2 separate regions of the Homo sapiens genome follow, and region 1 is linked to region 2. A link is a loop called in an ENCODE intact Hi-C map of the cell type or tissue named here. Cell type or tissue: ovary. All regions are shown on one strand. Each heading gives the region's core, and the rest is flanking DNA. Links, peaks and the distances in the headings are about the cores only. Region 1 overlaps TMEM163 (transmembrane protein 163). Region 2 overlaps ACMSD (aminocarboxymuconate semialdehyde decarboxylase).

What was found. Peaks named below come from ENCODE experiments on the same cell type or tissue, not always from the same donor. Only the 100,000 strongest peaks of a DNase experiment are listed, where the experiment ranks them.
Region 1: it touches region 2 in a loop (2.7-fold over the local background); 1 of 110 quality-filtered maps calls a loop at or near these places.

Annotation. Positions count from the first base shown.
Region 1 is chr2:134,448,536-134,463,484 of GRCh38, forward strand. It overlaps TMEM163 (transmembrane protein 163), which reads right to left. Exons shown (of 8, transcript NM_030923.5): 7 at 9,497-9,638; 8 at 7,224-8,241. The coding sequence ends at 8,181. It overlaps MGAT5 (alpha-1,6-mannosylglycoprotein 6-beta-N-acetylglucosaminyltransferase), which reads left to right. Exons shown (of 16, transcript NM_002410.5): 16 at 114-6,086. The coding sequence ends at 312. Among named protein-coding and RNA genes, the nearest start is that of MGAT5, 200 kb to the left of the region's middle. RefSeq lists enhancers at 11,705-12,206, 12,207-12,706. In ovary, for the core only: a CTCF peak has its summit at 12,195 (motif pointing right); DNase peaks (open chromatin) are centred at 10,596 and 12,196.
Region 2 is chr2:134,867,696-134,879,402 of GRCh38, forward strand. ACMSD (aminocarboxymuconate semialdehyde decarboxylase) reads left to right here. Exons shown (of 10, transcript NM_138326.3): 7 at 3,270-3,365; 8 at 4,774-4,946. CCNT2-AS1 (CCNT2 antisense RNA 1) reads right to left here. Exons shown (of 5, transcript NR_036549.1): 2 at 9,825-9,948; 3 at 8,412-8,443; 4 at 1,249-1,346; 5 at 1-44. Among named protein-coding and RNA genes, the nearest start is that of MIR5590, 16 kb to the left of the region's middle. In ovary, for the core only: no CTCF peak of the experiment used is centred there; a DNase peak (open chromatin) is centred at 2,466.

The DNA.
Region 1 (14,949 bases), core at 9,950-14,949, 410 kb before region 2:
ACAAGACAACTGAACATCCCCCCATGCCTCAAGATGGGGGCTCACAGGGCCAGTGACGAGGAAAGGCTCTGTCCCTTCATCACCAACACTTGTGCCTTTCTCTTCCTCTTCAGGTACAAGGTGACCTGCCAAAGCTCAGAGCTGGCCAAGGACATCCTGGTGCCCTCCTTTGACCCTAAGAATAAGCACTGTGTGTTTCAAGGTGACCTCCTGCTCTTCAGCTGTGCAGGCGCCCACCCCAGGCACCAGAGGGTCTGCCCCTGCCGGGACTTCATCAAGGGCCAGGTGGCTCTCTGCAAAGACTGCCTATAGCAGCTACCTGCTCAGCCCTGCACCATGCTGCTGGGGAAGACAGTGGCCCCAGCCCCGTCAGGCAGGGCCAGGGACAGAAGTCATGCAGGGACTCTGGCAAGAGCCTGAACTTTTTCGTAGAAGGTTCTGAATTGGCATTGCCCTTGCTGCACTCCGAGCAACCCAGTGGAGTCTTCACCAAAACAAAACAAGAGCGTATGTCAGGCCAGGAGCCTGGCTTGTCCCTGGCACAACATCATTTCTGTTTCTCAAGGAGCAACTGTGGGAAGACTGTCACTGCAGCTGCTCCAGGGCAAAAGAAAGTCTCAAGAGTCCTTTAAAACAAAACAGGAGGAATTGAGCTGATGGGAAAGAACTCTGAATGGGAATATTCCTAAACCCATTAACTTATTTATTCGGGTGGGAGGGAGGGGACCGCGGGAGGGAGAGGAGGGATTGATCACAGGCTTCTTTTATTTCCACTGTTAATCATCCACCTTCACTATACTGTTGTTCTGTCTGCTTTGGGCAGGGTGCAGGAGAGAGACCGTGTGCCGTGGGGCTGGTGGCCTGCTCAGGGACAGCCATGGGGACCTGGCAGCTCAAAACAGATGGCAGCAGAACAAAAGAAACTTTTGCTTTGGAAGCACAGCCAAACTCCCCAGGGCATCGTCATAGATGGCACCTAGAGCATGGGCTGCCTCAGTCAGGGGGACGTGCCTGTGTTGTCCAGAGAGCCCAGCCAGGGACGAAAAAGGAGATGAGGCCCCTTTCCTCCATGTCCCCATGCCCAGACACATACCTTGGCCGTAATTTCTTTTAGAATCCCTTTGGGAAGGAAATACAGGATTGAGGGATTTTGGAGTTTCTGGTAAACTCACCCTCCCTCCAGCCCCGCTATGAGGAGGAAAGTAGAGATGAAAGACTCACGCTGTTCATGGACTTGGAGAGGATTATCTTTGAGCCAAGATTTGGACAGGAGTGAAGTCGGTCCTTAAGAATTTGTGGCGCGACCGGAGCTGGGCTCCTGACAGGTGGGCTTGTGTTGTGTCCCCTCTGATGGCACCAAAGTCCAGGGAAGGGGGCTCTTGATGTCTGCTGGGGGAGTGGGGGCAGCTCAGGATGAATGCAGTGCCCTGTCCTGGCTACTCACCTGAGGGTGTAGCTCGCAAAGGTGGGAATCTGGTGCTGGCTTTTCCTTCAGGCAGGATCACTCTGACTTGTTGAGTAATCAGTCATCAGGTTGGCCTGGTCAGACACACTGGACCCCACCTTCCAAACCCTGGACCCCCCCATGCTCTGCCTTTGTATAAGTTCCCACCCCACTGAATCATTGCTGCCATGCTCTGTACAAGTTTGTAAGTTTCTGAAAAGCCCCTGACATCTCCATGCTGATGCAAGTGAGACCCCTTCTGCCTAATGTGAGCGGTTGGCGTCCTCCACTTGGCCTCTGCTGGGCGCCTCAGTCGCTCAATGATGTGCTCTGTGCCGGGGCTTCCAAGCACCCTTCCTGCTAACAGAGGGCGGCCCAGTGGAGCCTCCGCTGGGCAGAACTGATGGGCAAGGCGTAATGGCTGGTAGCTTTCAGAATGTGAGGGAAAGGAAGAATTCCGCTTCATGGGGACTAGAGTTAGTGTGGGGCCTTTAAGTCTGGGAAGTTACATTCTGCTTCTTTCTCAATTGCTACACAAATGTGCAGCCAGCCTTTTTTCTTAGGCCCACTGAGATCCCTGCTCAGTGCGTCTCAATTGTATCTCCAGTCTAAGAGGAGGGTGGGGGGCACCCGGGGCCTCCTCCACTCCTTAGGTGGCCCCCAAGCACATCTGCCAGGTAGAGTACCATGGGGAGGCCTCTGCCCTGAGCATCATCACAGGGGCGCCTCCAGACCTGGCTGAGAATAGCCTCTGCTTGGGCCTAGGAAGAAGGGCAGAAGTCCAAAGGAAACCTTGGTGAGTGAGTGTGTGTGTGTGTGTGTGTGTGTGTGTGTGTGTGTGTGTGTGTGTGTATGAGCCTGTGCATTTCTTTTAAGCAAGGGCAGTTTCCTGCAGTAGGAGGGCAGATGACTGGCATCCTTGCTGTAAGGAAGAGCTTTTTCCTTGTGAATGGGCCTCTTGGCTGTACCCTAGGGTGTGGGAATTTGCTAGAGTTCCCTGACCTGCAATCCCTGGGCCAGTGCCGCCCTCTCCTGGGCTCTTCCAGGAGCATTGAACACTGAGGATGTCAATGCAAGTATCTGACCAACAGGGGGAGCCTGCAGGCCGAGCAAAGTTTAACCCACTTAGCCACTGCTACTTAAGCAAGGAAGCTGAAAGGTAACCTTAGCCCTGCCTTGTGTTCCAAAAGCTGCAAGGATCATTTGCTGGCTGTCCCTAAGTTCAAGGCCTCCCTACCTTCCCCTTCTTTTCCAAGTCACAACCCGCCCTGCCCGGGCCAGACAGCCCAGAAGAACACTTTTCTGCCATTTAAAAATCCCTCTTTCATCCCCCCCAGTCCAGTATTGAGTGGAAGTGCGCCGGAGTTCCACTGACAGGGCAGCTGCTCTTGGAGCAAACAAGCCCACACTCCAGTTGTTTAGGGCATTATCTGAAGAGTCAGTGACCCCTGAATGTGTACTGGCTCCCAGGCCTCCTCAGACTTGGCCCAGGTCTAGTCAGTGATCCTGGAGAGGAAACTGGGGAGGGGGCTTCCAACTGCCCTGCATGGAAGAGGAGAGGAAGGTGCCCCTGTGTGGGCTGGAAGCCTGCGGAGGTTTTGCCATTGCTGATCTTGATAGAATCCTAAACCGATTTATAGCTGATAACAGTTCCATGGGGAGAGAAATCCTAAGTTATGATTAATGTTTTTCCCCGCTATAATATCTTGCCTGTTTTTTTGGATTATTTTCCCCATTGTGATCCTAAGCTCTTAAAAAACTTGAGGGAAAACATTCATCTAATTTACTAAAAGAGAAAGCTTTCCATTGAAAGGTAGATACTTTGAGGAGTAAAAAGACTTCTTTGAATGCTGGTAAACACCGCATTTATTTTGTGTATGCAGTTTGATTTGCACATGTATAAATGGAGATGCTTTTCATTTTTGTTTGGACTGGGTTTGTGTCACTGCTCATTACAGTTTGCTTTTTTGTGTGTTTGCTGTGCGTTTGGAGATATTAGTCAGTTTCTTTAGTGATATTTGTTTCCTTGATGTGCCTTTTCGTTTTTCTTTGGGGTTTTTGGAATCCGGATGCTGTTGAAGGGCAATAGCAGACTCCTCCAGCTAAGAGACAGGACATGTTCTTGAGCCACTGTAGCTGTTGAAGCTGGACACCAGACGCTCCCTATAACCCCCCCGCCAGGCCATAGCGTGTATGCATGTGCACTTCCACCCACAGAGGAGGGTGTGAAGCCTTGAGAACCTCAAGAAAGGGCTGGATTCTGCCATACCTTTGGGTCTACCTTGGGACTGCTGGTTGCCAACGTGTCAACCAGCCTGTGTTCCCTGCCACCCACGCACTTGCTGAGGTGTGGCTGAGGCAGAATCATGTGAATGGGTGCATCCAAGGAGTTCAGGGCCCTGCTTGGAGAAGAAATACTTTAGCATCATGAAAGGGAAAGAACGTGCACCCCTTTTTTGTTTCTTTAGTGAATGCAAGATTTAATAAAAGTGAATAATGAGCTTCCCCTTTGGGAGTGGAGCCCAGTGCAGCTCACTGACAGGGTTGACATCAGTATGATGTGTTGGACTGAAACTGTATGTCTGTAGGTAGGTGTGTGCCTTTTAGGGCAGACCACGGTGGCCACCCCATTTCTCCAAGGTGGTTTACCTAGCTTGTGTATATTAGACATTGCCACCCTCACCTCTGGCCAAAAATTCTTGATTTAAAAAGAAAAGTCTATTTTGTTAACGACAGGCTCTGTTGTATGTGTTACTATCCCAAGCCTGGATTATTTTATTTATTTAAAAGTATTTTAATTTCCATATTGGCTTTATTCTAATCCCATCCATCCCTGTGGAGCTGCAGAGCATCTTCATGTGAGTAGACGGATGGACATAAATAGATTCATGCTCATTTAGGAAGCTGGGAGTTTCGTGAAGCTGAGGGTGAGTTCCTGTGATTCTTGTTCGCTTCAACAAAAAGTGGGAGACCAAGTTTTTATAGCAAAAGACCAAATTAGCTGTAGAGTCTTGAATGCAGAAAAAAATTACCCTAGCTTTCTTAGCACTTAGGGTTTTGTGAGGATTCAGTGTTTAGCACAGTGCTTGGCACATAGTAAGCCCTAGTAAATGTTAAATATTGTTATTAGTGTTTCGTAAAACTTGAGAAATAGAGCTGAGCTCATTCCCTTCCTGTTGATTCAAAAATAATACCTACATGAAAACATGATTCCAAGTTGATTGAATGTTGTAGGAATTACTGGTTTAGAGTAGCCCAGTTCTCGGCCTACCCTGCTGGTTGGGATCTTACTGTATTCTTGAATGCACTGGTTTGAAAATATGCCAGACTTCAGCCCCCAAGGAAACAAGGCTGCAAGAATTTATGAACTCCAGCTGGAAAAGGTAAAGGTGACCTTTGGCTAGCCACATACTGGACCTTACCCCACTGACGTCTTTCAGAACATTCCAAGGGTTTTCCTCAAGGAACATTTTTGAGCTAGAAATTAAAATGGGTTCTCTGGCAGACTGCACCCCTTGAGTCAAAGTTAACAGTATTCCTTTGAATGCAATAATAGAGGCTTTTCTGCGTTAAGGGAGAAGGAATGACCAATTGAACTTACACATTCCCCAGGCAGGTCCCTTTGCCGGCCCCTACAGGCTGGGGTGGCCCCTCCTGTCCTCAGGGATCAGACTCCCAGACTGGTTAGTTCTGCATGTTTCCATCAAATTAAAGGTTATTCCCTGGCCGCCTCCTGGAGAAAACCAACCCCACCCTGCCAGCTGGGGGCAATGGGGCAGGGATTTTGGCCTCTCAGAACAGCTCCTAGAGGCTGCTCATGACTGAATGTTTTCCCAAATCACCTAAATATCGGTTTGCTTTTTGTTTTGGGGGAGAGGATTTAGCCTCTTACTTCCCTGATGGATTCAAAGTTTTATCTATCTCCTTATCTCCTGCCCTGTCTTGGCACAACTCTGGATAGATTGCAGGTGTGGAATTTGCTGGAGTTTGGTGACTTCGTCAAATTCCTTTGGATTCTGTTCCGCCAAATCAGCAGTCTCGTCCTGTGGATGCAGTGACTGGAATTTCCCATCTGCAAAGCATCTCTGTAGCCCAGATTTTGTGGAGCCTTAAGACACTCCCTCAATGCCACCCTGACCCCACGGCTGGAGAACCCTGTGCTTATGTGGTGGGCAGGGCCACTGTTGATGGAGGATGGCGGGGACGGGGTGGTGCTCAAAGGATCTGTGGTGCTGGAGGTCTACACGCCTCTCAGGACAGCGTGTCAGGAACCTCAGAGCAGCTTCACATCTGCCAAAGCTGAGAGGGAGCGAACTTGGGAAGCATTTTGCTCATTGTCCTACCCAAGTATTAATAGCATAATAGTTGATGCCAAAGGAGATGGTGACGTCCCTTCCACTGTAGTTGCTGTCACAACCTTGACGTCTTTAAGCTAATGGCCGTTTGCATCTGTGTCTTCAAACAGATCCTGGTTACAGCCATTTTGTGTGATTCACTTCGGGGGTTAAGTAATGCAGGATTCTGCAAACAAGGTGTCGCCGTCCAAATGTACTGTCCTGGCATAGAGAGCACTGCTTTGTTTTCCACTGTTGTAGAGAAAACTAGGGAGAACTTTATTTTTCAATAAACTTTTCTTGTGTGACAGGTGGAAGTGATTTTTGGGGGGGCGGGTGCATGCAGGGTCACCTCCAGAACAAAGCTGAGCTGCTGTCTAGGCGCGTCCCCAGCACACAGCTTCCCCCAGCTGTATTTCACGGTTTGCAGCACACTGTTGAAACGGCTGGTAGGAAGACAGGAAGGTATACTTAAGGAGTGGAGAGGGGAAGGTTTTACTACTGTGTATTCCTTCCCTTATATCACATCCACCACTACTCATGTTAGCGCACTCTCCTTGTGCTGCCTTCCCCTAGAAGGAAATTCAATTAGAAAGTGAACTGCTAGATTTTGAGAAAAATCTTTAAGAATGAGCTAATAAAAATAGCTCTATAAGGGGCTGAGCACCAGCGACCATTGGACCTAGAATAGATTTCTCCCTTTCAAGAGCAGCTTTTGAGCCAGGAAGCAGTGAGCCATGAGCAGCTGGTTAGGCAAATGCCCTGGAGACAGGGAAGGTTAGTCCATGCCCCACCCAACAGTTTGTCTGCAGATGACACTGGCCCTCATCTGCATGGCCTCTCTGAAGCTGGCGGGCCTCCTGGCTACGGCCCAAAATGGACACCCCACACAGTTCACAGAGCATGTTAGAACACAAGGGAAAGCCGAGTGCCTACATTTGGGCAACGCTACCAGTGTCACTTCCCCTCCCTGAGCTTCCATGATGTATATTAGACACAACGAGAAAACCAGCAGAAGAGAAACCTACAGGCTCCTACACTTCCCAATCTTTTTTTTCTTTAGTTCATGTTGTTACATATTAACATCCCTTGACGTATTCCTCAGTACTGCTGGGGAAGCAACCTGAAAGCATGGTACTGGACCAAGTTTCCATGACCTCACAGAACAAACTCCCTTCACTGGCGTGGAGGGGAGACAGGGCCCCAAAGCTGCAGCAAGGCCATGGAGCAGCTGTCCCTCGGTGCCAGGTGAGTGTGTGGCCCCTACCTGAGTGGTCAGAGAGGGCGGCCTGCACCACAGTCCTTCAGGGTCTCCACGTTCAGCACCCCTAGGCACAAGCTTCCCCTCCCAGGTCATCCTTCAGCCACAGCGGAAAACCTGCCCATGACGGGTCTCCCCATGTGTTGGTGCCGCACGGTGACGACTGCCAAAGATTGCCTTCCCATGCCATACAAAACAGGTAAAGGTCTTTATTGGTCAGCCACTACTGCCCGGGCAAGCAGTGGTGTGAGAGGTACAGAACGGTGCGGGTTGGGGAACACTCTACAGAATCTAAACCTACCGTGACATCAGCTGAGAACGTCTTGTTCCTTACAGAGGGAGCGATCCATCTCTCACAGACTGTAATGTACCCATTACCACTTAACACAGCATATAGATATATGCATATACGGATAGATTATATTTATTTATTACAAATAAACTGTAGTTTCACATCTCTCAAAAATGGACCCAGTTTTCACATGGATGTTCAGGTTCTGAATGTACAAGAAAAGGTCAATGTGCTTATTTAATTCGTCCATGCAAAGCTTATACGTGTATCACTAAGTACTTTAAAAAATAGAATGGTCTCCTTTTGAGCAAATCTGTTTAGACTTAGGATTAGTAAAACAGTATGAAATAATGAGATACACTGATAGAAATTAGGAAGTGACATACTGATGATTCTGGGTATGTAAAGGGTGAGGGGTACAATCTTCCCTTAAGACCTGCCAGGAAAGGAGAGACTTGGAACCAGGAGTGGCAGGGCCACCCAAGCTGGAGGAGGTGGGTCTGCTCAGTCCTATGCAGCGCAGGCTCAGAGCACCACCGAAGACCTTTCTGCCAAAGATCTCATCCTACCCATGAGAACCATCATACTCCAGAGACTAAAAAACGCCAGTCCCAGCTGGAGACGGGGAAGGAGGTCCATTCCTATGGGCATTGTCCCAACATGTTTGATGGGGGCGGCAGGTGATGGGGGCAAGGTAGATCCACCTGGCTGGGCAGACCTTGTCTTGTAATGACAAACCATGTGAAAGAAAACTTCCAAAAAGAAACCAGATGTTCAGTTAAATATTGGCACCCTTTGCCTATGTGGAAACTCCTCATCTCGATGGTCTCATGCGGATGCTGGCCCCCTTCACTCAAACATCTCGTAGTGACGTGTCTGCCTCACCCTCGGCACCATGTCGATGAGGAGTCTGCAAAGACGAAGACAGACAAGGTCACCTCCATGGCATGGGGCTGAAGAGCTTGGGGAAGCGTATTTTCATTTTTTTTTTCCTGAGATAATTCACATACCATAAAATTCACCCTATGTGGCTCGGTGGTTTTTAGTATATTCATCCATTTGTGTTATCTCAGAAACCCCATGTCCACTGTACCATTCACTCCCCATCCTCCCCACGCCTGACGAGAAGTACCCTCCTTCTGGCCTCTATGGATTTGCCTATTGATATTTTATATAAACAAAATCACATAACGTGGCCTTTTGTGACTTCCTTCATAATATTTGAGGTCCATCTATGTTGGAGCGAGTATTAGCACTTCATTCCTTTTTGGGGGCTGAATAAGTGTCCACTGCACAGATCTACCACATTTATCCATTCATCTGTTAATGGACAATTGTGTTGCTTCTGCGTTTTGCCTATTGTGAATAACTCTGCTGTGAATTTCACAGACAACTTTCAGTGTGGAGGTTTGTTTCCATCCTCCCGCAGTGTATACCAAGGACTGGAAGTGCTGGGGCGAATGGTAACTCTGCGTCCATGGCAGCACCATCGTCCATTCCCACAGCCATGGATGAGGGTTCCACTTTCGCCACGTCCTCACTGACGCTGGCAGTTGTCCCTCTTTTTGATGATAGCCATCCTACCTTTCCTTGAGAATGGAAGCATTTTAACATTTAAAAGCAGAGCACCCTTTAGAAATGGTTCTCTGAAAGGCCAGCTCCAGCCTGGGTGCTGAAGTCCATGTCAGTGATGCCAGCACGGCCTTTCTGCACTGACTAGTCCCCTTTTGCAAGAAGTTCTCTAAGGCTAGGGATGCGGCCTCTGGCCAGCACACTGTTGCATCCCCCATTTGTGGCAGGAGGGGCTCCACTTGTGAGGAAACCACGCAAAGGTGCTTCCCTGGGGCATCATGAAGACTGTCAGAGAGGAAGGAGCATAGATGTCAGGACACGAAGGGTCCTAAAGGCATCAGATGGAAATCAAGGAGTGCCTTTGTGGCTTAAAGGCCTGATACCTCTTGTCCCTGCCTCACTTCTGTGCCAGCCCCAAGGATATCTGACCCCTGCTGGGTGCTTTTCCAGTCACCTGACACTGGTCAGGCTCAGGAGGGGCACAGGTACAAAATATGACCTTCAGAAGCCTGTCATTTCCTGACTGGGGAAGGCGGTGGAAAAGGGACACTCCTAGCTGCCAGGAAAGCAAACAGGAAAGCACAAGAACCTACTTGACCCCATAGGCAAATATGGTGAGGCCGATCAGAACGCCTATGCTGCCGTCCAGGTACCAGACCGCCGAGTCATGCTTGAACACTTCCGCGCTCAGAAGAATGGAGAAGCCCATCACGCCACCCACGAGGGAGTTAAACCCTGCAAAGGAAGTGGAGAGAGGCTAGATGGCAGTGCCAAGCAATCCAAGAAAATCACCCAAATGCCAGTCCTGCCTCCACGTAACTGGAGCATGTGCTGGGAGGAATGATGCCCAAAGCTCTCACGAGTGATAGCCACCACCTGGGCCCATCAAGTCTCTGCTCAAATGTCACCAGATACCTCCCAGAATAGAGCCGTCACCCCCACCATCATTCTGTACCTGCTTTATTTCTCTTCTGGGAACTGACGCCATATGTGGTTTATAGCTGGTCTCGCCCGTGCCCGCTAGAACGCAAACCTCCTAGAGGCAGGGGTGTGGTTTTCTGTTGAGTCCACAGTCCCCAGGACAGTTCCAGGCTCACAGTAGACATTCAAATACTTGGGGACTCATATCTGAGTGTCTGCTGGGCCAGATTCCGAGTTGGGTGTTCAGGACGTGTGGTTACCTATAACCTTTCTCAATCGTGTGACGTCACATTATCATCATCATCCCTGCTTTCCGATGAGAAAACTAAGAATGAGGTTAAATACATTGATGGAGGTTATCCAGATTGAGAAGGGCATTCTATCCCAACCTGCATCCTTTCCCTCCCGAGTCTCCTCTAAGTAACCTGAGGTTTTTTCCTTTCCCTCCAGAAGAGAAATGTAAAGTCTATTATGCTAAGTTTTTTGCAAAGTATTGGCTACATGGTTGGAGAAATGGCCATAAAAACAGAACTGGAGCTACTAGATAGTGACTGCCATCTCCTTTCACACAGCAGCCCACTGGGGCTCCCAGCTTACATGTGATACTTCTACTTTACCAGAGCTGTCAAAGGCCACATGGGAAGGGAAGGGAATGGCTTAAGGTAGCTTCTAGGGTCTCCCCGCGAAGGACACCAGCTCCTCCCCTGCCCCAACACACTGGTGGCCCCAAGAGAAGCTCCAGGTCCACGCTGCCCAAGGAGGCCCTGCTGGTAGGTTTGTGCAGGCCCGTAACCTCCCACGCCAGGCCTGGCTTCCCCTGGGGCAGAGGAAGATTGCCAGGCAGGGATGACCTGAGCAAATCTACTCAGGATCCAAGGCAGGGATGCAATGGCCGCTCACAGGAATGGAAGATGAACCGCGGACCTGCAAGGGCACCCCAGGGACTGGCCTGGACCCTACAACGCACTTGGTGGCACGCCCTTCTCTCCCCTGTGCTCAGGACACCGAGGTTTGGTCGAGGATACCTCATATTCCCCACACCACATCCACCACCCACCTGTAACTGTTCCTGTAACAGGAACAAGGGCTGGTTCTTGCGATGTTCCTCCCTCCCTCCTTCCCAGATTGGATTGGATTGCTCCTACTGGGATTAACCCACCTTCCCATCCCCAGTGAACTCTTCTTCCACCCCACGCCTCCCCCATCTGCTACTGGCCTTCACAAAACCCGCAGAAGAGTCTGCCTGCTGCCTCCACACTCACACCCCCCTTCTGCCCGGGTTCCCTCCTCCCCCAGCCCTTCCCAAAGTCAAAGTCATCCTCATCCTGCTACCTGCAGTGGTGACAGGCCCCCTTTTGGTGGGGGTCAATCCCTAGCCCCACACCCCCCTCCCCAGGCTCCTCCTGTCCCCTTTGCTGGGTCCTCCCCTGCATCCCCACCTGAGTGTCCCAGGCTCTGTCCTCTGAGCTGGCCCTCTGCCAATCCATGAGCCCTGCTCCCCTCAATTCCCAGCTTTTGTCCTGACCTTTGACCTCAGGCACAGGCTCCTCATGGAAGCATCTCAGACTGACCACAGCCATGACAAAGCCCTGAGCGCCACCTCGCCCTCCGCTGCATGCTCCGTAGATGGGGCCACCAGCTGCAGAGGCCAAGATTCTAGGAGCCCATCTTCCCTTACACCACCAACCTGCCCCTCGAGCCCCTTGCCAGATGTTACCCCCCCCCAAATTCATTCTCACTCTCCCCGCTGATCCCTGCTCTGTCCTGGCCACCTGTGGCCCTCCCTGTACCCCGCCACAGCCAGAGGGACCCTCTGTCGGTGAGCAGCAGCCAGACTCTCCCGCAGGAAAGCCCCCGTCACGGGCTCAAATCCCACCAGACCCCTCACATCCAGCCACACAACCCTGCAACAGCCATCCTGCCCTCCCCTCAGGGCCACTGGGCTTGTCACCATCACCCAGGGCCTCCCTCCCAGCCCTGTCCTCAGCCCTCAGCCCCTAAACTTCCTCCCCTCCACCCACCACTCCCTCCTGCCTCCAGCTAACAGGCGAGCTTTGCCATTTTAACCGCCCCCCTCCTCTCACTGGAAACCTAAGCTTAAGGACAGGAACTTTGTCTCTCCTTGCAGTATTCGAAGTCCCAGGACAGGGCCTGGCATTCATCAGGGGTGCAAATGACCGCTGCATTAACAAGTGACCACACGAAGGAGGAAGTAGGCAGGCAGGCATGGGCCCAGCCTGAGCGCCACCCCTGCCTGGCTCCCGCAGACAGTCACCCCAGGAGAAGCAAGCCCAAGCCAGGTGCTGCTCAGAAAAGAGGCAAAAGCGTGAGGTTCCCCAGACAGCCACTAGATGTCTGCTCAGCTCCACCAAGTCACCCGCTCTGCCAGCCAGCACCAAGGCCGGCCCAGCTTGCTATTCCTGACAGCAGGTCCACCAGGTGTTCCCCGACACCCCACAGCTGAGAGGCTGGTGGCAGGGGCACATGTTTGCTGCTTCTTCTAGGAGGAGACTCTGCCTTGCCTGGCTCGGCTCACCTTTTGTGATGACAGAGCCTGACTCATTTCAGCTTCACTTCTTGAGAGTCTGCCTGAGGATGCTGGATCAAGCACACAGGGACTAGGGACCGAGTCAGTGGCCACCTGCCACTTTGCTCCAAATGTCAGGGCCTTCCCAATCCGTCATTCCACATGAAGAGCCCTGAGCCCCCAGCCCAGCAGGCAGGCCCTGCCGTCACTCCCCTCTGCAGTGCCAGCCCCACGAGCTTGGCCCTGTCCCCACAGTTGCAACCACAGATCCGCTCTAACACAGAAATGTTATCAGTTTAGGAGCATACAATGGCACAAAATGATGGCTGAGGCCATCCTGATTACAGCTCCACCAGTCTGGCTTTGCCAACTGGATCAGGATCTGTGTAGTTAAAAACATTCATTGTATGCAGAATATTCTAATTTAAAAGTTTCTTGTGTGCTTGAAAGATCATCATAGATGGGGTATTTGAGAACTGGATATGAGCAGGAGAAAACAGCAGGCTCCTGTTTCAGAGGGGCTTCTAGATTTGCCCCAGCTGTTCCTGTAGGACTGAAGCTGTGCCCCTCGTCCAGAGCGCTCCCCCAGTGCTCTCTCATGCTCTTCCTCTGATTTGTAGTGTGTGTTTGTTGTACAAAATCACATTACCCTAGTACAAAGCAAGCTTCAGCCCAGTCCCAATAGCAACAAACCCATGATGACAACACATCCAAAGCCACAAACCAGATCAGACCAGATTCACTGCACCGCACAGGGTGAAGTGGGGAAGTCTGGAATTTCCCCATCATCTCCATCGGCCACACCCTGCTGTCCCTTTCCCTGAAGATCTGCCTCCCAGCTGTAAGGACACCCCAGCGACAAGTGAGCTGGCAGCATCAGCCTGGCCCACTTCAGCCTGGCTCCGGGTTGGGACCCAGTTGACAGGGGAAGCCGGCCCTCTCCCACAAAGGGGATGCTTGGCTCTGCCACAGCCTGGCTGGCAGCCTCAGGGAACCCCCAACGTTCATGACAGCCATGGCTCCCTGAGCCCATCCTGCCCGCCCACCTTCCAAAGTGAGGAAAGAACAGAGAAGATAATTATAGATCGCTCCCTAGTTCTGCTAATCAATGAATGTAAGAAGCCCAGATCCCAGATAGTACAATTAGCAGGAGGCTGTAATTACTGCTGCATGTTTTGCCGGCAACACACCCACCTAGCAGGGGATCGAAGGGCCACAGAGCACAGGGCCCCCTGGGAACAGGCTCGGGGGCGGGGGGCATTGCCTCTGCTCTCTGTCTCTCTCTCTCATTAAACCCACTCAGCCGATTCATCCCCACGCTGACCATTCTATACCTACCCTACCACTTCCCATACCCTCTCCTTCACCCTATCCGAGCTGCCATCCCCTCCACTCCCCAGGCCTCCCTCTGCTCAGCTCCCAGCTCCCTCGACTCTGCTCCCCACCACCAATGACCAGAGGGCTCTGCAGAAAACAGCACTCATGTCACCCTACCTGTTTCAACATTTGGCAAAATATTCCAAATCCCACCCTAGACCTCAAGCCCTGCCATGCTCTGTCCCCCCACTTCCAAGTAAGGAAGGGACTCCCCCATGCCCCTTCCTCACTCGGACTCCCTCCGCCTGAAGGACGGCTCTTCCCCACTCTTCACCTGATTATGAGACTGTTTTCACCCAAACTCCCCACTTTTCTTTGTAATGACCTCCTCCCTGGTTCACAAGTATGGTGGAAATACTGCTTACGTGTGTGATGGATTCATGTGCGCAAACCAGAGTCAGAAGTTGTTTCATTAGAAAAGCAGCCTTATTGTTGTTCTCCTCTGTACACCACATAACATGATGAAAGCCAGAACAGTGAAGCCTAGACCGAGATCGTGTATCTGGAATATCTATGTTAGGAAACAGCACCAACCAAGTCACAGGGCCAGTGTTCCAAGGAGGGGGGTCAAGTCCCATGGTCATGGGCAGGGTGGGGCCAGGGACTCTTGCTGGGGCTCTGACTGCTGGATCCACAGCCAGGTGTCCAGCGAATGAGGTTTCCTGTACCCCAACTGCGGTCAGTGAGGTGGATAAAGATCCCACAGATCTGCGAGCCAGAGGGACTTGACAGCCTGCCTGGGAACCAGCCGAGGAGCTGCCTGCTATGGACTCACCACTGGGAGCCCACAAAGCTGTTCAGACCCACACTGCCTACCCCAAGGGCTCCTGCCCTTCCCTCCTGTTCCAGGTGAGGAGACATTGCAGGGCAGGTGGGCAGCACACACAGCTGAGGGAAGCCGAGGCCAGCCAGGCCTCCACTCTGCATCCCTACAGGGCTGGGCCAGAGTGTGGCCCTCAGAACCACGTAAAGGGACCTCTAAGGCAGCTGGAGGTCCCAACCCAAACCCCTGGCCAGGGCCCACTCATCCCTCGGCTCTCAGCACAGAACCCACCTGGTGTCCTGGCTACACTCATCCCTAAGGAAAGAAGGGCTCCATGGCCAAGGAAGGCATTTGATTTTGCAGACCACAAAGCAGCAGACTACAAAAATCCCAGTGGGTGAACTCCCTACCCCAAATCCCAGGTCTGCCCCAGACAAGGAAGGCCATGCAGATGAACC
Region 2 (11,707 bases), core at 443-5,442:
AACAGAGGACCAACTCTTGGGTTTTTCCAATCATCTATGGAAACCTATTATGTCAAATAGGGAAAGTATGAATAATTAACAGGATTATGAGTAATAGCAGCTATCACTTACTGAGCTCTTACTTGGATTAATGCTATATATATATATATAACCTCATTTAATTTTAAACATATCCAATACCATCATAAATAAATCATATATTTAATCTATGAGTTTGACATTATAATGATCATTTTACAGATGGAGAAACTGAGGCTTGGAATTTTTAGGTAAGGTGTCCAGGTCACACAGTTAATACATGAAAATGTAATTTACACAGATATATCTGACTCCAAAGCCAGTCTTGCTACACAGACTCCCAAAGAGGCTTCAAAAAATGTAACCATACCTGTCTAGTAAATTTTTTAGACGATGATAATAGCATCAGCTCATACAAATGAGAACCCTAGAATTAAAGGTAGAAGGTCAACTTCCACCACCCAAAGATCTGAAATCTTATATAAAAGATGACCCAGGCTTGCAATTTGCCTGTTATCTGCTCCTCTCTTCTGCCCTTTGCCTCCTGCACTATCCATAGTTCCACGAAAGGGTAGAGGAGAAAGCTCCATTTGCTCTATCCAATCTCTCATCATCAGTTGTGGTAAGAAGAGATAGAGAACAGATGTAAAATTCTGGAGCTATAGGTGAAAAATACAGCTCATCTACAAACCCAATGAAAACTTGGTCCCCAAATGAAAAGTGCTGGATATTTTTTTCTTTTTTTTTTTTTTTTTTTGAGACAAGGTCTCACTCTGTCGCCCAGACTGGAGTACAGTGGTGCAATCTCAGCTCACTGAAAACTCCACCTCCCAGGTTCAAACAATTCTCCTGCCTCAGCCTCCCAAATAGCTGGGATTACAGGGGTACAATGCCACGTCCAGCTAATCTTTGTATTTTCAGTAGAAACAGGGTTTCACCATGTTGGCCAGGCTGCTCTCAAATTCTTGGCCTCAAGTGATCCACCCACCTCAGCCTCCCAAAGTGCTGGGATTACAGGTGTGAGCCACTGCACCCGGCCTGGATTTTCTTTAAGGGGACCATTGTTCTTTCTCTCCTCAGCCCAACTAGTACAATTAGTAATTATTAAGTAATCGAAATGGCAATCACCATGAAGAATTAAATGGGGCAATATATTGGAAGTCAAAAACCGGGATTTTAGTTTCAATTTAGTCTCTATTTCACTGTATTGCCTGTAGTAAATCACTTTACCTCCATGGGCCGTGGTCCCTCATCCGTAAAATGAGAATGCTGGTCCAGATTTCTCCAAAGGCCTCTTTCTGCTCATGTTTTATATATTCCTGTGATTGCTGTTGGAAACCAAAGTATTTAGTAAGGAGGCTTCCTACTCATCCCCTACCAAATTCTTGGGCAATAATTAATAGGATGAGATAACCCAAGATGCCCAGTGCCATCAAGCTTCAAAGAAAAATGTCACCCTTATTCACAAAACTCTGATAAGTCCCACAAGCTCATTTATTTATTTATTTATTTATTTAGAGACCGAGTCTCACTCTGTTGCCCAGGCTGGAGTGCAGTGGTGTGATCTCACCTCACTGCAACCTCTGCCTCCCGGGTTCAAGTGATTCTCCTGCCTCAGCCTCCCAAGTAGCTGGGATTACAAGTGCACGCCACCACGCACAGCTAATTTTTATATTTTTAGTAGAGACAGGGTTTCACCATGTTGGCCAGGCTGTTCTCAAACTCCTGACCTCAAGTGATCTGCCCACCTTGGCCTCCCAAAGTGCTGGGATTACAGGAGTGAACCACCGCACCCAGCCCACAAACTTATTTATATTGCAACAGGAGAGCATCTGCATATAGAGTCATTTCATCATCCATTTATGCAACACAAATACATTGATTCCTTCTAGCATGCCAGGCCCTGTCCGAGGCACTGAGGATATAGACACAAACAAAACCTCTGCCTTCATGGAGCTTATATTCTGGTTAGAGGAAAGAGATTATAAACAAGTATATATATATATATATATATCACAAGAAAACAGGCTAATTTTGGAATTTTATTCTGGATGCAAAGGTGGTCATTAGTGGATTGGAGGATTCCCAGCAGAGAAGTGTCATGATCCAATTCACATTATGAACGTAACTCTGACTGCTATATGGAGAATGGATTGTGGGGTTATGGTTCAAGTAATTATGGGAAAGTAGAGTCACAGAACTAGAAGAAAGTGATGCCATCCATCTCTCTGCCTTCAGGAAGCTCTACCCACAAACTGCTTCCAGATGGGTACAAATCCATCATGCTTCCAGAATTCCCAGGCAGCTGGGTGCCAGGGGCGTCTCTGCCTGTGAAGCAGTGACCAGCCCCGGGCAGAATGAGCATCCTGTGAAGCCTAGCTCCGCAGCCTACAGAGTCAGGCTTCCCCAGAAGGTGCAGGGCACAGCTGTGGAGCGGTCAGATTTCTGAGTCATGGTCTGAAAAGCAGTCAATGGCAATGTAGCTTGGACTGGCTCCTCAGGGATGAAGGCATTAGACATGGACCAGCTGCTTCTCCTAGGAGCACAAAGCACTTGAAATAATTCATTTTAATCCAGTTATTTTCAATCTCAGCTACCAGAGGCAGCAAAGATTTTGCAGGAATGACCATAATGATAGTTAATATTTAGTGAGCCCTTACTAAATGCCAGGTGCTGTCTGCCAATCCTCAAAACAACTCACTGGCAGGAACTCACCATTTTACAGATGAGGAAATTGAGAGAGAGACAGCTAATATTTTTGTTGAGCACCTCCATTGTGAAGTTCTGTCCGGGAACTTGGCCGACATCATTATTTGCAAGGCTCCACAACAGTCTTGCAAAATGGGCAACACAGACGTCATCTTACAGATGAAATGTGGGCTCAGAGCCATTAGATAACTTGCCAGAGGCCAGGAGGCAGAAAACTGGAGGAGCTAGGGTCCAGCTTGGACTTGGCACACTCCATCTGTCCCACTGCATCCCAAACTGAAGTCGGGGGAATTAGGGCAAAAACCAAGTCCTCTGGCTCCTCAATCTCTCTAGCCATTAGATGACTCTCCCTTCAAGTGGCAAGTAGGAAGTTTCACGTGGTTCTCCTTGCCAAAGTAATGTCCTATATAATACAGCCAAACTATGCCAGGGTACAAGGGCCTCAAGTTTCTTTGCACTGACAATTCCCCAGCCACTAACATCACTGAATTCTTCTTGGTGGGGTGATCATCCCTGAACCTTGTGACTATTTCCTCTTTCAGGAATGCCAGCAGAGACCACCATAGCCATTTGCTCCATGATCATGGGTGGAGTATTTGAGAAGTTTCCCAAACTGAAAGTGTGTTTCGCACATGGTGGTAAGACCCTATCTTTATTAGTCAGCTCAGGCTGTCACAACAAAATCCCACAGATGGGGTGACTGTAAGAAAACAGAAATTTATTTTCTCACAGTCCTGGAGGCTAGAAGTCCAAGATCAAGGTGCTGGCAGGGTTGGTTTCTAGTGAGGGCTCTCTTCCTAGCTTGCACATGGCCACCTTCCTCACATGGCCTTTGGTTTCTCCTCCTTTTCTTACAAGGACATCAGTACACCAGTCCTGTTGGATTAAGGCCCCACCTTATGACCTCATGTAACCTTAATTATCTCCTTAAAGGTCCTTTCTCCAAGCACAGTCACATTTGGCATTAGGGCTTCAGCATATGAGTTTTGAAGGAATTCAGTTCGTAACATCCTTCCAGCCATCATTCTAGTCACATGATGGTTTAGGAACCAAATTCTACTTTTGTAGGCAAGTTTAGTTTTGTCATTGTTTTTTTTTTTTCTGTTTTTTTTATTTAAATCCCTCTAGTTAGATCATGAGCTCTCCAGTCTACAATAGTCCCCACTATTCTTCATTGTTTACAAATAGGCCTATTTCATTCTTTTACATTGTCTGCCTGGTCCCCATAGGTAGTTGAATTTGTGACCCTTCAACAGACAGACACACACACACACACACACACACACACACAATCAAACTACACATGTTACTCGCTAACATGCCTTTCCTCCTCAACAGCATAGAGAAGACATCTTTCCAGGTCAACAAATACAGAGCTTCATCATTTTTTATGGTGTCATGTATGGCCTTATATTTCATGGATATGCCATCATGACTCAGATAGCCCCCGACTGATAGGTTGTCTCAATATTTTGCTATTATAATCACACTATATTTGAAAACTTTGATTACATATCTTTACACACTTGCCTTCACTCTTTTTTTTTTTTTTGAGACAGAGTCTCACCCTGTCACACAGGCTGGAGTGCAGTGGTGCAATCTCGGCTCACTGCACCCTCCACCTCCCAGGTTCAAGCGATTCTCCTGTCTCAGCCTCCTGAGTAGCCATGGCTACAGGAATGTGCCACCACACCCAACTAATTTTTTTGTATTTTTAGTAGAGGTGGGGTTTCACTGTGTTAGCCAGGATGGTCTCGATCTCCAGACCTCATGATCTGCCATCCTTGGCCTCCCAAAGTGCTAGGATTATAGGTGTGAGCCATTGTGCCTGGCCTGTCTTCTCTCTTTAAGATGAATTTCTCAAATCTGAATTTCTAGATGAGTTAATGCCATTTCTTCCATCATCTCCCAGCATTCAGAACACAATAGGTCCTCTGTAATTACTGTTAATCAGCTGGCCTACAGTAACTTCTTGCATATAACATCAAGACTAAAGGAATCCTTTACAATCAACACTAGCCCCTCAGTAATGGGTTTTACTTGCAGGTGGTGCCTTCCCCTTCACAGTGGGAAGAATCTCCCATGGATTCAGCATGCGCCCAGATCTGTGTGCCCAGGACAACCCCATGAACCCGAAGAAATACCTTGGTTCCTTTTACACAGATGCTTTGGTTCATGATCCTCTGTCCCTCAAGCTGTTAACAGATGTCATAGGAAAGGTAAGCCCAGTCTGCCACTTGGATGGCTTATGGGGAGCAGAATGCTGCATCAGCAACCCATTCTCTCTCCTTTGGCCTCTCTCCAAAAAAGGGATGGAAGAAAGGTATTAGATGAAAGGAGAGAGACAGTGAGGTTTGGGATTAGGTTTGCTCACACAGGGGATTCTCTCCAGGGTCTCCCTCCACACAGAGTACATAACACTAAGAAACTATTATATATGCCAGAGAAATCCCAGATCATCTACATGGCTGGGTATTCCCCCAGATCAGCTCCTCTTCCTTAGCGACATCCCTATATGCACCCAAAATGACACATGGCAATGTAGTAAGCAGGAAAGGGGCACAAGTTTCAAAGTCAAATTGACCTGGGTTAAAATCCTGGCTCTACCTTTCACTAGTTGGGTAAATTGTGAATACAACTGTCCTCATCCACTACATGGAGAAAACTGGAACATTGAAAGTGTGGAAAATGCATAGTTGGGAAATTGCGCTGGACAGGGAGTCAGGGGAAGATGATGAAGGGTCTTGTGTATCATGCCCTGAGATTTCTTCCTGGAATAATATGGCTTTTGATTCTCTCATTTAATTAAAACACCAGCATAGTGGTACTTTAAAGCGCACAAGAAAAAGTCTTTCCTCTGATGTAGTCTCCTCGCCAATCTCTCTGTTGGTGGCACACCCACCCTTTAAGTATTCTTTAAAAATGCTAACTCAGCAAGTTCAAGAATTTCTAGGGAAAAGGCCATAGTGAAAAGTCTAAAATATTTTGTATTTCAATTCCATCTTATTAACAGATATCTATAGAAGATTTCCACATTTTCCCAAGGGAAAAATCTTTGGGGTTAAAAGTATATAGACATATTTAAAAATTTGCAATATGGTACTTGAGTTTAGACTCTAAGGTTTAAAAAAATCATGTCGAGCAAAAAGAGGCCCATCATTTGAAAGTTGCAAGTAGTGGTTTATCTCCAGAATGGACACTTTATCTCATATTAATGCTGACTGTTTCTCTGGCTTGAGAAAATAACCAGAATATAAATATTAAGCATTTTAGCTTGGTAATCAATTATGTGGTTGAGCTGTGCCTCTGAGTTGTTTAGCTTTTGTGTCACCCCTGCAAACATGGATGGTTAGCAATTGGTTGTGACTGTTGATTGTTTTTGGTTTGGATGGAGAGTGATGAGAAGGCATGTAAGCAGAAGACTTCACAGGGCAGAAACTGAAAGAGACTTTGTGGGCTCTGGACATTGAGCAATGGAGGAAAGGAAGAGGGAAAATCATGTGGAATTGGGGGAAGGGCTGTTCTTATTACATCCCATCAAGCCTAGTACCTCCTTACTAGTATTCTTGGAAATTGAAAACACCAGGAGAAAACACCATTGCCAAATCCAAAGCCCATTTTCTAAGGGATACTATCAGCACCTTCAGCGAGCACCCAGTGCAATACACATTGGCCAGGGGACAGGAGCAGAAGAGGAAAAATATGGCAAATGCTTCATGTTAACCAGTGGATGGACTAGTTGGTGAGCACGTGTGAATATATTCCTATTAGGGACCTCCAGAAAAACTCAGCAGGTACTTTACAAACTTCTTGATGCTGAGATCTTACATTCAAACTGTGAAAGCTTGAGCTATAATAATTTGGGCATCAAAAGCAAATGTGACCTTATTTTATGTGATCTCACAGGCAGGTGAATCCAGGACATAGAAGCGGTATATATTAATAATTTAGGATTCTTTTTAAAATATTAATACTTCTTCATTCTAGTCATATTCACATTAGCAAATTCGCTTTTAAAAACAATCCCCATATCAGAATGGCTAAGGAAAGTCCTAGCTAGACATCTGGGCTAGAGAGCAACCTGGCCAGATTTGAGCAAGAGGACAAAATGCCGTGGAGGGAGGTCTCTAGAAAGAAAATAATGGAACTGATGAATTATTTGATCTGTCTGAGAGTTGGAAACAATTATTGCCAGACATTTAACAGATCTGTTGATGCATTAGGAACAAATGCAGGATATACATAGAAAATTAAGCTAATGAAAGAAAAGGAAATAATCAACTCCAAGAAAACAAAAAATCTACATGAGGGCAGATAATCACTGTATATTACTTGACTCAGCAGTGAGCAATATTTGTAGTCATAATAGGGTAAATATTAGTACTGGTTTAAATGAAAATCATAATTCTATTAAGAAAATAGAGTAAGAAAGAAATTCTCAATGATCATAATGGGAAATCAGTAAATACTCTCTAAAGTTAGTAAACTAAGAAACAATAGTATAAGCTTATTATCTGGGAATATAAAGGTAATTATCAAACGATGCATGCTAAAATGGTAAAAGTGGCTGCCTTAGGGGATAACAGTTGGGAAAGTGAGTCAGGGTTTCACTCTGTTACCCAGGCTGGAGCGCAGTGGCGTGATCACAGCTCACTGCAACCTCCACCTCCCAGGCTCAAGCCATCCTCCCACCTCAGCCTCCCAAGTAGCTAGGACTACAGGTACACACCACCACACCCAACTCTTTTTTTTATTTTTTGTAGAGACAGGGTTTTGCCATGTTGCCCAGCAGGTCCTGGACTTCAGCAATCTGCCTGCCTCAACCTCCCAAAGTGCTGGGATTACAGGCATGAGTCACCATAACTGACCCAAAAAGTGTTTTTAAAAAAGAGCTGCTTTTGATAATAAAGATATTTTAGTAATATTTGATTGTTTATGTATAAACTTTACTTTGATAAATATAAATTTTAAATAACATCTTAAGAATACACAGATACATGTCATATATAAAAAACCAAAACCATTATTGAGCACCTGCTATTTCTAAAACCCTGTGCTATTTGGTCAGAAAGTATTTAAATGGCATAATCTCTTGGTTGCATAATCTCTTGGCTTCCTTCCACCTCTAAAATTCTTTTGCTTTTAAATTCTTTGCTTTGATTTTTAAAGACGGATACAAAGAATGCAGGTTATAGATTATCAGTCTAACACTGTGAGAAATACAAAAAAATGGAAAACTATATTGCCTCCCTATATTAACATGATCACAGAAAATACACTTCACTATTTAAGTGGATAGATTTTTGAGAGGTCGGTCATACGCTCATTATGAGTATATCATAATTCTGGCTAGATCCATTGGTAACCTACCGCTGCATAATTACAGTCATGCATCACTTAACAGTGGAGATATGTTCTGAGAAATGCATCATTAGGCAATGTTGTGGTTGTGCGAACATCACAGTGCCCTTACACAAACTTTTATGGTACAGCCTACTACACACCTAAACTATATGGTATATAGCCTGATGCTCCTAGGCTACAAACCTGTACATGTTACTGTACTGAATACTGTAGGCAGTTGTAACCCAATGATACATATTTGTGTAGCGAAACATATCTAAACATAAAAAGGGTACAGTAAAAATAAGATGTAAAAGATGAAAAATGTATAGGGCACTTACCATGAATGGAGCTTGCAGGACTGGAAGTTGCTCTGGGTGAGTCAGTAAGTGAATAGTGAGTGAATGTGAAGGCCTAAGATACTGCTTTATATTACTGTAGATTTCATAAACACCCTACACTTAAGCTACACTAAATTTTTTAAAAATTTTCTTTCTTCAATAATAAATTAAATTTAGCTTACTGTAACTTTTTTACTTTTTAAAATTTTTTAAACTTTTTGACTCTTAATAACACTTAGCTTAAAATAAGAACACACTATACAGCTGTACAGAAATATTTTCTCTTTATATCCTGATAATCTCTCTTATATTAAAGAGAATTTTTTTTTGCTTTTTAAACCTTTTTGTTAAAAACTAAGACTCAAGTATACACATTAGCCTAGGCCTACACAGGGTAAGGATCATCGTCACTGTCTTTCACCTCCACATCTTGTCCCACTGGAAGGTCTTCGGGGTCAATAACACAGCTGGAGCTGTCATCTCCTACGACAATGCCTTCTTCTGGAATACCTCTTACAGGACTTGCCTCAGGCTGTTTTACAGTTAATTTTTTTTAATAAGTAGAAGGAACACACTCCAAAATAATGATAAAAAGGATAACATAGTAAATACATAAGCCAGTGACATCGTCATTTATATCATTACCAAGTCTTACATACTGTACATCATTATCTGTGCTATACTTTTTTTTCTTTAAGACAGTCTCACTCTATCACTCAGGCTGGAATGCAGTGGCATGATCTCAGCTCACTGCAGCCTCCACCTCCTGGGTTCAAGCGATTCTTGTGTTTCAACCTCCCAAGTAGCTGGGATTACAGGAATGCACCACCACACCCAGTGTATTTTTAGTAGAGATGGGTTTCACGATGTTAGCCAGGCTGGTCTCAAACTCCTGACTTCAGGTGATCCACCCACCTTGGCCTCCCTAAGTGCTGTGATTACAGGCATGAGCCACTGCGCCCAGTCTATCTGTGCTGTACTTTTAATAAGACTGGAAGAGATAGGTTTGTTTACACCAGCATCACCACAAACACTTGAGTAATGCATTGCACATAATAATAGTAGTAATAATGCATCACATTATGATGGCTATAATATCACTAAGCAATAGAAACTTTTCAGCTCCATTATAATTTTATGGGACCACCATCACATACACAGTCTGTCATTGACCAAAACATCATTATGTGATGCATGACTGTAATTACCCCAAAACTTAGTGGCTTAAAACAAGCCACATAAACAATAATAAACATTTATTATCTCTCATGGCCTCTATATGTTAGGAATTTAGAAATAGCTTAACTGACCCAAAATCTCTCAAGAGGTGAGACAGGCAAGGTGTCAGTCAGGGCTGTAGTTATCTAAAAGCTTGGCTGGGGCTAAAGGATTTACATTCAAGGTGGATTTTACCCATGAGTGGCATGTCAGTGCTTGGTTTTGGTGGGAGGCCTCAGTTCCTCTCCAGGTGCACCTCTTCACAGCTGCTTGAGTGTCCTCACAACATGGCTGCTGGATGCCCCCAAGAGTGAGTGATCTGAGAGAGAAATGGGGAGAGATGGTAATCAAGACAGGAGGGAGGGAGGGAAGAAGAGGGGGGGGAAAAGAGAAAAAGATAGAGAGAGATTGAACACACACCAGAGAGAAGCTATCCTTTTTATGACCTAGAGTCAGAAGTCATATAGTATTAATTCCATCACATTTTATTCATTAGAAGCACGTCATTTAATCTAGCTCACATTCAAGGGGAGTAGAATTAGATCCCACCTTTTGAAGGGAGGCTTATCAAAGGATTTGAAGGCATATTTTAAAACTACCTCATTCCACTCTCTGGCCACAAATTATTTATATTCCTCCTAAATGCAAAACACCCTCACCCCTACCAAGACTGCCCCAAAAGTCTCATCCATTTATAGCATCACTTTAAAGTCTAGGATTTTGTTGCTTAGATGAACTGGTGTATGAGGCTCCTCATGTATACTTTCTCCAAATCTGAAGAACTGTGAACTGAACAGACAAGTTCCTTTGTTCCTCACACACTCAATATAAAATGGCGAGACAAGCATAGGATACTTGCTATCCTTTCCATTCCAAAAGGGGAAAACAAGAGCTTCAGAGGAGGTCACTAGCCACTAGCAAGTCTGAAATCCATCAGGCACATATTGGTAGTTCCTTTATTAGAACTCAAAGCATAGAAACCATTCAACAAAAACATTCTTTTCGTTTTGTTTTGTTTTTGAGACAGGGTTTTGCTCTGTCATCCTGGCTGGAGTGCAGCGGCACCATCTCAGCTCACTGCAACCTCCACTCCCCAGACTCAAGGGATCCTCCAGCCTCAGTCCCCTAAGTAGCTGGGATCACAGATGCATGCCACCACAGCTGGCTAATTTTTGTATATTTTGTAGAGACAGGGTTTTGCCATGTTGCCCAGGCTGGTCTCGACCTCCTGGACTCAAGTGATCCACCCACCTCAGCCTCCCAAAGTGCTGGGATTACAGGTGTGAGCCACTGTGCCAGGCCAATTCAACATAGCTGTTGCTTCTACATTCTCAGTCATCTTTCCTTTTCCATAAAAGCCTGTGTTTGTGGCTGAGCAGTTTGTACAGACTGCTTAATGCCTGTACATGTTTTATAGTCCAAAGGTTTACTTTCCTTTTTTATATCTGTTCCTTTCAGTCCAAGCTGGTGGTGCTTCTAATACAATTCCTTTAAAAACCAAATGAGTCTTTCATGAATCTTATTAAGTTTCACATCATTAGGCAAAAGACTTAGCCACAAATCTCTGAGAAAAGCCCTTCTCTACCTTTGGGTTTCTGCTAAGGTGGCTGAGAGACAACAGCCTTAAGCTTCTGAGAAGCCCTTTTTGTTTGACTGAATGGCTTTTTGAGGCACTTCCTAAATCTTTTGAGGTTATAACAAAGACATTATAGTCACATCTTGGCTTAATTTTTAGACTCTATTTTTCTGATTATGCCCTGGATTTAGTTTTTGCCAGAAATCCGTATCTTAACTTTAGCATCATTTGCTATAGGAGAGGCTGGAAATATTCAAACCCAACAATCCCCATAGTACCAGTCCATGGCTCAGGGGTTGGGGACCCCTGTTGTAGTTGACAGCATTGCTAAATTTTTGCCACCACCATAGCAAGGATCACCCTTCTTCTAGTTTCCAATCACATTTTCCCCATTCTCCTTTAAGCCTTTACTGCAACCTTCTCACAGGCCATTGGGCTTCTAATAAGAGTCTTTACAAGGACCTTTGGTCTTTTATTATTCTCAAAGTCCTTCCTACTTCCT